2 separate regions of the Homo sapiens genome follow, and region 2 is linked to region 1. Evidence: read pairs that join two places in POLR2A ChIA-PET (ENCODE). Cell type or tissue: Caco-2. All regions are shown on one strand.

The links. ChIA-PET counts read pairs that join two places held together with the same protein. Peaks named below come from ENCODE experiments on the same cell type or tissue, not always from the same donor. Only the 100,000 strongest peaks of a DNase experiment are listed, where the experiment ranks them.
Region 2: POLR2A ChIA-PET joins it to region 1 with 5 read pairs; 2 of 35 experiments call an interaction of 5 or more read pairs at or near these places.

What each region holds. Positions count from the first base shown.
Region 1 is chr5:80,087-84,086 of GRCh38, reverse strand. No RefSeq gene overlaps it. Among named protein-coding and RNA genes, the nearest start is that of PLEKHG4B, 10 kb to the left of the region's middle. RefSeq lists a silencer at 1,179-1,473. In Caco-2, no CTCF peak of the experiment used is centred here; DNase peaks (open chromatin) are centred at 1,756 and 2,304.
Region 2 is chr5:274,769-278,768 of GRCh38, reverse strand. The region is part of intron 2 of PDCD6 (programmed cell death 6); the gene reads right to left. All of the region lies in intron 2 of PDCD6-AHRR (PDCD6-AHRR readthrough (NMD candidate)), which reads right to left. Among named protein-coding and RNA genes, the nearest start is that of PDCD6-AHRR, 5.1 kb to the right of the region's middle. In Caco-2, no CTCF peak of the experiment used is centred here; no DNase peak of the experiment used is centred here.

The DNA.
Region 1 (4,000 bases):
CCCGACCACCCTGCCTCCCATCGAGGCTTCCCCGACCACCCGGCCTCCCATCGAGGCTTCCCTGACCACCCGGCCTCTCATCGAGGCTTCCCCGACCACCCGGCCTCCCATCGAGGCTTCCCCGACCACCCTGCCTCCCATCGAGCCTTCCCTGACCACCCGGCCTCTCATCGAGGCTTCCCCGACCACCCGGCCTCCCATCGAGGCTTCCCCGACCACCCTGCCTCCCATCGAGGCTTCCCCGACCACCCGGCCTCTCATCGAGGCTTCCCCGACCACCCGGCCTCTCATCGAGCCTTCCCTGACCACCCGGCCTCTCATCAAGGCTTCCCCGACCACCCGGCCTCCCATCGAGGCTTCCCCGACCACCCGGCCTCTCATCGAGCCTTCCCTGACCACCCGGCCTCTCATCAAGGCTTCCCCGACCACCCGGCCTCTCATCGAGGCTTCCCCGACCACCCGGCCTCTCATCGAGCCTTCCCCGACCACCCTGCCTCCCATCGAGCCTTCCCCGACCACCCGGCCTCCCATCGAGGCTTCCCCGACCACCCGGCCTCTCATCGAGGCTTCCCCGACCACCCGGCCTCTCATCGAGGCTTCCCTGACCACCCGGCCTCTCATCGAGCCTTCCCTGACCACCCGGCCTCTCATCGAGCCTTCCCCGACCACCCAGCCTTTCATCGAAGCTTCCCCGACCACCCTGCCTCTCATCGAGCCTTCCCCGACCACCCGGCCTCTCATCGAGGCTTCCCCGACCACCCGGCCTCTCATCGAGGCTTCCCCAACCACCTGGCCTCTCATGGAGGCTTCCCTGACCACCCTCCCTCTCATCAAGGCTTCCCTGACTACCTGGCCTCTCATCAAGGCTTCCCTGACCACCCTCCCTCTGATCGAGGCTTCCCTGACCACCCGGCCTCTCAACGAGGCTTCCCAGTAACATACCCTGTGAATCACTTATGCTGATACCCAGTTTATAGTTTCATGTTTAGCATCTCTCTCTCCCACTGGAATATTAGCCCCTAGAATGGTGCCCAGCACACAATGGACACCCAATAAAGATTTGTTGAATGAATGAATATATGATCTTAAAAAGTCTCCTGGTTCCAGAAATACTCATGAATTCATACAGTATTAGTTGCACACGGTTACTGAGAGACACTGTGCATTACTAAATAATTCATGTAACGCTTAAGAATGACACTTAGTATTCGGCAAATCCCCTCCAGCAACACCGGAGAGGGGAACTCACATGCAACGCACAAGGACCCTCCTTAACCTGGGCGAGGACCGGATCACTGACCGGCTTGTGCGAGGCAGCTCAAAGCCTCACTAAAGACAGACAGGAAAAGAGCCGCATCTGCTGAAGTTCTGCTTCCAGGCTTAACATGTTTTTCCTCAAACCATTGGCATTTCCAATTTAAACAAACATGAAAACTGCAAGAGCACTAAGATAAAAAAAAATTAAACATGTTAAAATAAAAGTTTCTAAGGTGAATTTCCCACCTCTTCTGAGATACACGTAGGAACAAACCCCTTGATCACTAGCCCCATAATCATGAAGCACGTGAATTGAAGATTTTTCCTCAGGCAAAAACAGTTAAAACTAGACAGTGCCAGCAAAAATCTACCTGTTCTTATCCTGCAGACCCATCACCCCTCCAGGGAGCTCAGTGGGAGCCTGGGGCACAGTCTGCTCATATTCATTTCATTATGCACAGGGTTGCAGCCCAGCACAAAGCAAGACGCAGACCCGCACAGGGAGGCAAACATTCCACCCTGCCCTGGAATGTGAGTTATTTCGGGGCAGCCTCTCTGCGGCTCCACACATCAAGCCGGCCAGTGACAGACGGGGAGGGTCAGACACTGCAGCGCACAACAACCCTGCACTCAGCCTGGCAGATGCTGTGTGGTTTGGGCTTCAACACACCTGAAAGACTCAAAAACCAGAAAGAGGCCCCGTAAGCCATCTCTCACTTCCACACACGTTTCCTCGCCATCCTAAAGTCCAAGCCACCAGCCCTGCCTTCAGTGGAGTGCAAGGGAAAGACGCACTGGATGGACATGAATGAAGGGCCATGCTCCCCGTTCTGCAGGTCAAGGAACTGGGAGACCAGCCTCACCCTGGGCACTGGCTGTTCCCTCTTGCCCCATCCAGCTCCGGCTCCCTGCAGAACTCAGCCAGAGCCTTCCCCAGGAAGCCTCCCCTGGGCTCTGTGACCAGGCACCTGCTGCAACAGGCTGTGGGTGGGGAGCACTTGTCACGGTGTAAGTGCATGTGAATACTGTGGTTGTCTGGGTAGCATCTGGCTTCTCCACTAGGGCTTAAGCTCCGGAGGGCAGGACGCTGCTGTGTCCGCAGTGCTGACAGTGCAGTCAGTGGAGGTGCAAACAGAGCTGCTTCACGGTGACCCATGACCAACACAGTGTGCAGCTGCGCTCAGCGGGGAAGCCAGTTGACCATCTTCTGAGAGAGCGAGCCATGGTCCAAGGGACCGGCTGGGGGTTAACGAGGTAAAAGGAGGCCCTGGTTGGGAAAGCTGCAGTGCCACGTCCCAGGTGGACAGCCAGCTGTGGTCAGCAGTGGCCCACGAAGCCCAGAATGAGGGGTAGGGGCTGCCCTACGTGTTACCCTGGTGCGGCCGCGGATGCAGGCCTGGGCACCTGCCACATTTGTTCTCGCATCTGTGCAGCTGGGCATGACCAGGTTTTTCCAGGAAGATGGGCTTGGCCAAGAGCAGAAAGGGGGGATAGGAAGGCATCTGAGAAGTGGGATGCAAGAAAGGGAGGCTGGAGGCGGGAGGTGCTAAGTCCTGAAAGAAAACAGAGTGGATGTGTAGGTCTCCGGGGGAAGAGCATGCCAACACCAAGGATCTGTGGGGTCTTCAGCACTCACCAAGACCCAGTGCCCCTCCTCCCTGGGCACACATATCAGTGGGAGCATGTGACAGGGAAAGATTGGACATGACATAAAACAAGGTCCCTGGAGAATACTGGGAACCTGCAGCTGCCTTCACACAGTGACAGAAACTTCACTGCAACACACTGGAGATGGGAGTCGGATACACAGGACACAGTGCCCCTCCTCCCTGGGCACACATATCAGTGGGAGCATGTGACAGGGAAAGATTGGACATGACATAAAACAAGGTCCCTGGAGAATACTGGGAACCTGCAGCTGCCTTCACACAGTGACAGAAACTTCACTGCAACACACTGGAGATGGGAGTCGGATACACAGGACACAGGGGCCCTCCTTGGGACCCATGAGCTGAGAACCCAGGAAAGGAATAGAAAGTAAAGCGTCCTGTATGTTCTTCCACAAGAACAAAACGGTTGTTAGTGGATTTGGGATGCCTCTACAGAGGTTCCCTAGTGGGCAAAGGTGGTGGGAGGCGAAAAATGGAGGAAGCAAAATGAGGCAAATGATGGGGAGGAAAGATGGATGAGGAATGGGGACAAGGGGCTGGATGGAGAAGAAAGGCAGACATATTGGAATTGACTTGCACATTGACCTGGCAGCTGTCACCACAGAAAGAAGCTCAATGGAGCATGAGGAGATCCACAGGACCCAGGTATGCCATCCCACAACACAGCCACGGTGTCATTTTGTTGTATGGACAAATGTGAATTATTTATCAAGTTGAAAAAAACCCTCCAGGAATAGAGCCACTGGGATGCAGGAGGTAAGGAAGGTCCACTGAATCCAGCGAATGTCCCCTCATACGCACTGCAGGAAGGGGTGAAAGCCCAGTGCCCCCCATATCCTATTAGAGAACGGGGTAAAAGCCCAGTGCCCCCCCATATCCTCTTAGAGAATGAGGTGATAGCCCAGTGTCCCCCATATCCTCTTAGAGAACGGGGTGAAAGCCCAGTGCCCCCCATATCCTCTTAGAGAATGGGGTGAAAGCCTAGTGCCCCCCATATCCTCTACTACAGGACGTGGTGGCCCAGTGTTCACTATTACAGGATGGGGTGGGGGAGCCCAGTGTTCACTTATTTT
Region 2 (4,000 bases), 190 kb before region 1:
CTGCTTGCCCCATCTCTTTCTTTTTTTCATTTTCTTTCTTTCCTTTTGTTTTATTTGAGACAGGGTCTGGCTCTGTCACCCAGGCTGGAGTGCAATGGCACGATCTCGGTTTACTGCAACCTTCACCTCCTAGGCTGAAGCAATTCTCCCTCCTCAGCCTCCCCAGTGGCTGGGACTACAGATGCACGCCACCATACCCAGCTAAATTTTTTTTTTTTTTTTGGGAGAGACAGGATCTGCCATGTTGCCCAGGCTGGTCTCAAATTCCTGAGCTCAAGTAATCCTCCCACCTCAGCCTCCCAAAGTGCTGGGATTACAAGCATGAGCCACCGAGTCCAGCCTGCTTTATTTTTCTCTACAGTACTTGGAATCTTCTAATATACTAAGGACACGTGTATTTTCTTTCTGTCTTCCCTAGAACAGGAGCTTAATGTGGGCAGGTATTTTTGTTGATCTCATTTATCACCCTATCCCCAGTGCCTGGACAGGGTCTGGCACATGAATGGTGTGTTCTAAATAAATATTTTTAATAGATAAATAAATGAAATATCCTACAAGAGAAAGCTATATCTGGAACTCACCCACCAACAGAACCTAAAAGCCAAAGACCTTTAGCCTGTCTCTGCCTCTGAACACACCCAACCCCGGAGGAGCCAGCAGAGGAAAAAGAGGACAAAGGTGGGGAAGGGAGCAGGTGGTGCCCACCAAGTAAGGAACCCTGAGGCTTAGGCGGAACCTGAGCTGGAGAAGGGACTCATCTAGGAACTGGGTATGAGATTAAAGTTTAGATTTGTCTGGCCTGGATTTTGTTAACACCTAAACAAGGGTTATTCTATTCTTTTTTTTTTTTTTTTTTGAGATGGAGTCTCACTGCCCCCCAGGCTGGAGTGCAGTGGCGCTATCTCAGCTCACTGCAACCTCTGCCTCCCAGGTTCAAGTGATTCTCACGCCTCAGCCTCCCGAGTAGCTGGGATTATAGGCGCGCACCACCATTCCCGGCTAATTTTGTATTTTTAGTAGAGATAGGGTTTCACCATGTTGGCCCCCTGGCTCACGCCCGTAATCCCAGCACTTTGGGAGGCTGAGGTGGGCAGATCAAGAGGTCAGGAGATCAAGACCATCCTAGCTAACATGGTGAAACCCTGTCTGTACTAAAAATACAAAAAATTGCTGGGCGTGGTGGCTCACGCCTGTAATCCCAGCACTTTGGGAGGCTGAGGCGGGTGGATCATGAGGTCATAAGATCGAGACCATCCTGGCTGACACGGTGAAACCCCGTCTCTACTAAAAAGACAAAAAATTAGCCAGGCATGGTGGCGGGTGCCTGTAGTCCCAGCTACTCGGGAGGCTGAGGCAGGAGAATGGCATGAACCCAGGAGGCGGAGCTTGCAGTGAGCCAAGATAGTGCCACCGCACTCCAGCCTAGGCGACAGAGACTCTGCCTCAAAAAAAAAAAAAAAAAAAAAATACAAAAAATTAGCTGGGCGTGGTGGTGGGCACCTGTAGTCCCAGCTACTCAGGAGGCTGAGGCAGGAGAATCGCTTGAACCCCAGATGCGGAGGTTGTAGTGAGCCAAGAGCGTGCCACTGCACTCCAGCCTGGGCGATAGAGCAAGCCTCTGTCTCAAAAACACACATAAAAAAACCTTCAAACGAATGTAAGAATTATTATTTTTTAAAGTACAGCTTTAAAAATGCCCCTTACAAATACATCAGTGTTATATTAAGGCAAACCTACTTCAGAAGCACAAAGTTAATTTCTTATAATTCCAAGAAATATGTGAATGTTAAAAAAACCCCAAACACCCGAAAAGGGATCAAACTCAAGATAGTTTGGAACATTTTATTGCAAAAAGAAGGGCAGAGAACAGTCTTCTTCTTCATACCTGTTCACCACAGACCTCCCTGAGAGCAGTAATTTTTAGCAGCTCTCCTGTGCAAACAAGTCTCATGAAGGAATCAGTGTATGGGCCACAAATACCTTCTCAGTGTGGTTTCACCTAGAATACAAGCACTCAGAAGCACAAATTTAACTGAAGTGAGAAACCAGGCCATTTTGTAGCTTCAGTTTTTCTACCAGTAATATATTAATTTCTTGAAATAGCCTAATAATTTAGTTCTACTATCAAAACAGAAGCCCAATCTGGGAGCACAATTATTATAGAAATCAAACTAATTTCAATCATATTAGTATAGGAATTCATATTAGTATAGGCTGAGGCAGGAGGATCACTTGAGCCTAGGAGTTTGAGACCAGCCTGAGCAAGACAGTGAGACTCCATCTCTAATTTTTTTCTTAAAATAAAGAAATTCAGAGAGAAGAAGGAAGAGGATATGTGTTTATCCAAGGACAAATTTTGTGTGCCTGTACATACAACACAACTATGAACCTTCCTTCACGCAGCTCACAACCTAGTAGTGAGAGGGAACTATGAAAACGTGAGCCCCCACGATGAGGAAAAAGGTGCATATCAGAGAAAAGAAAAATGCTGCGATGATCCAATGGCAGGAGCAGCGCGCATCCACTTTCTTTGTTTTTTTGAGATGGGGTTTCGCTCTGTCTCCCAGGCTGGAGTGCCGTGGCTTGATCTCAGCTCAATGCAGCCTCAACCTCCCAGGCTCAAGTGATCTTCCCATCTCAGCCTCCCAAGTAGCTGGGAATACAGGCGTGCACCACTACACTCATTTACTTTTTGTAGAAACAGGGTCTCACAATGTTGCCAAGGCTGGCATCCTGAAGGGCGGGTGGGGCTTCATCCTACAGAGATGAAAGGCAGAAGAAGCTTAGAGCCCAAAGCAAAGGGGTGGAGGACAAGGGCATCTTCAGAACAGAGTGGCTCGGCTGAGACATCCAGTAGGATGCCACCAGGCAGAGGTGTGGTGGAAAAACACAGGGCCACGGTGAATGCTCACATGTGAGGAGCAAACCACCACAGAACACAACAGAAACACGGTGTACTAAATCAGGCTTCAAATCGCAGCCCTGCAACTTGAGAGCTACCACAGGTAACCCGGAAAGGGAGCACCGACAGCAATGCCCACTGCCTGAGGCTGTGAGATGGACCAGAAACCTGTGCTTACTAACAACCTGCCTTATTCCAGAAGGAATTCAGGAAACACAGAGACACTCACGGTACAGCAAAATAAAGTAAATGTGAATCATATTGGTTGAGAAGAAAGTGAAGAGTCTAAGACTATGTCATAAAGTTTACTTCTACTCTAAACTCTCATTACTGGTGAGCCACCAACCTGACTTTAAATTTTCTAGCAGCTAAATTGAAGAGGAAAATGTCATCAGGTAAACGTTTATAAGATGCAAACAAAACAGAACGGCCACCACAGTTTCTGAGAACACGCGCAGCTCCAGGAGAAATGGGGTGGCCATTTCCTGGGGCTGCCCCGCAGCAGGTGTGTGAGCCCGAAAGCCAGCGTCTCTCAGGGTGAACAGTGACTACGGGCTTCATGGGGCCACATGCCCCCAGCACAAGCTGAGGAAATCTCCCAGGGCAATTCAGGCAACAGGGTCTCACAGTGTCGCCCAGGCTGGTCTCAAACTCCTGGGCTCAAGGGATCCCCCTGCCTCGGCCTCCCAAAGTGTTGGGAGGTCAGGCGTGAGCCACTGCACCTGGCCCTGCACTCACATTAGAGAAGAGGGCTTTGCATCCTGAAGGGCGGTGGGGCTTCATCCCACAGAGATGAAAGGCAGAGGAAGCTCAGAGCCCAAGGTAAAGGGGGGCGCCTAAGAAAAGTGACTCCATTGGGACCACGGTGAGAGGGTCCCGATACACAGCTTGGGTTAAGCCACTGATTTCAAAGTATCTCAGGAATGGTGGACTCAGCACCCATCAGGCAATTCTCTCAAGCAGTCTCCTGGTAGATATTTAGTAGCAGCTGAAATCAAGATTATGTTCTGATAGACACTTGCTGATGGTTAAAGAGCTATATACACTTTGAGGACCAGCTGAACTGGGGCAGGACTAACTCCCTCTGGTGAAAATACA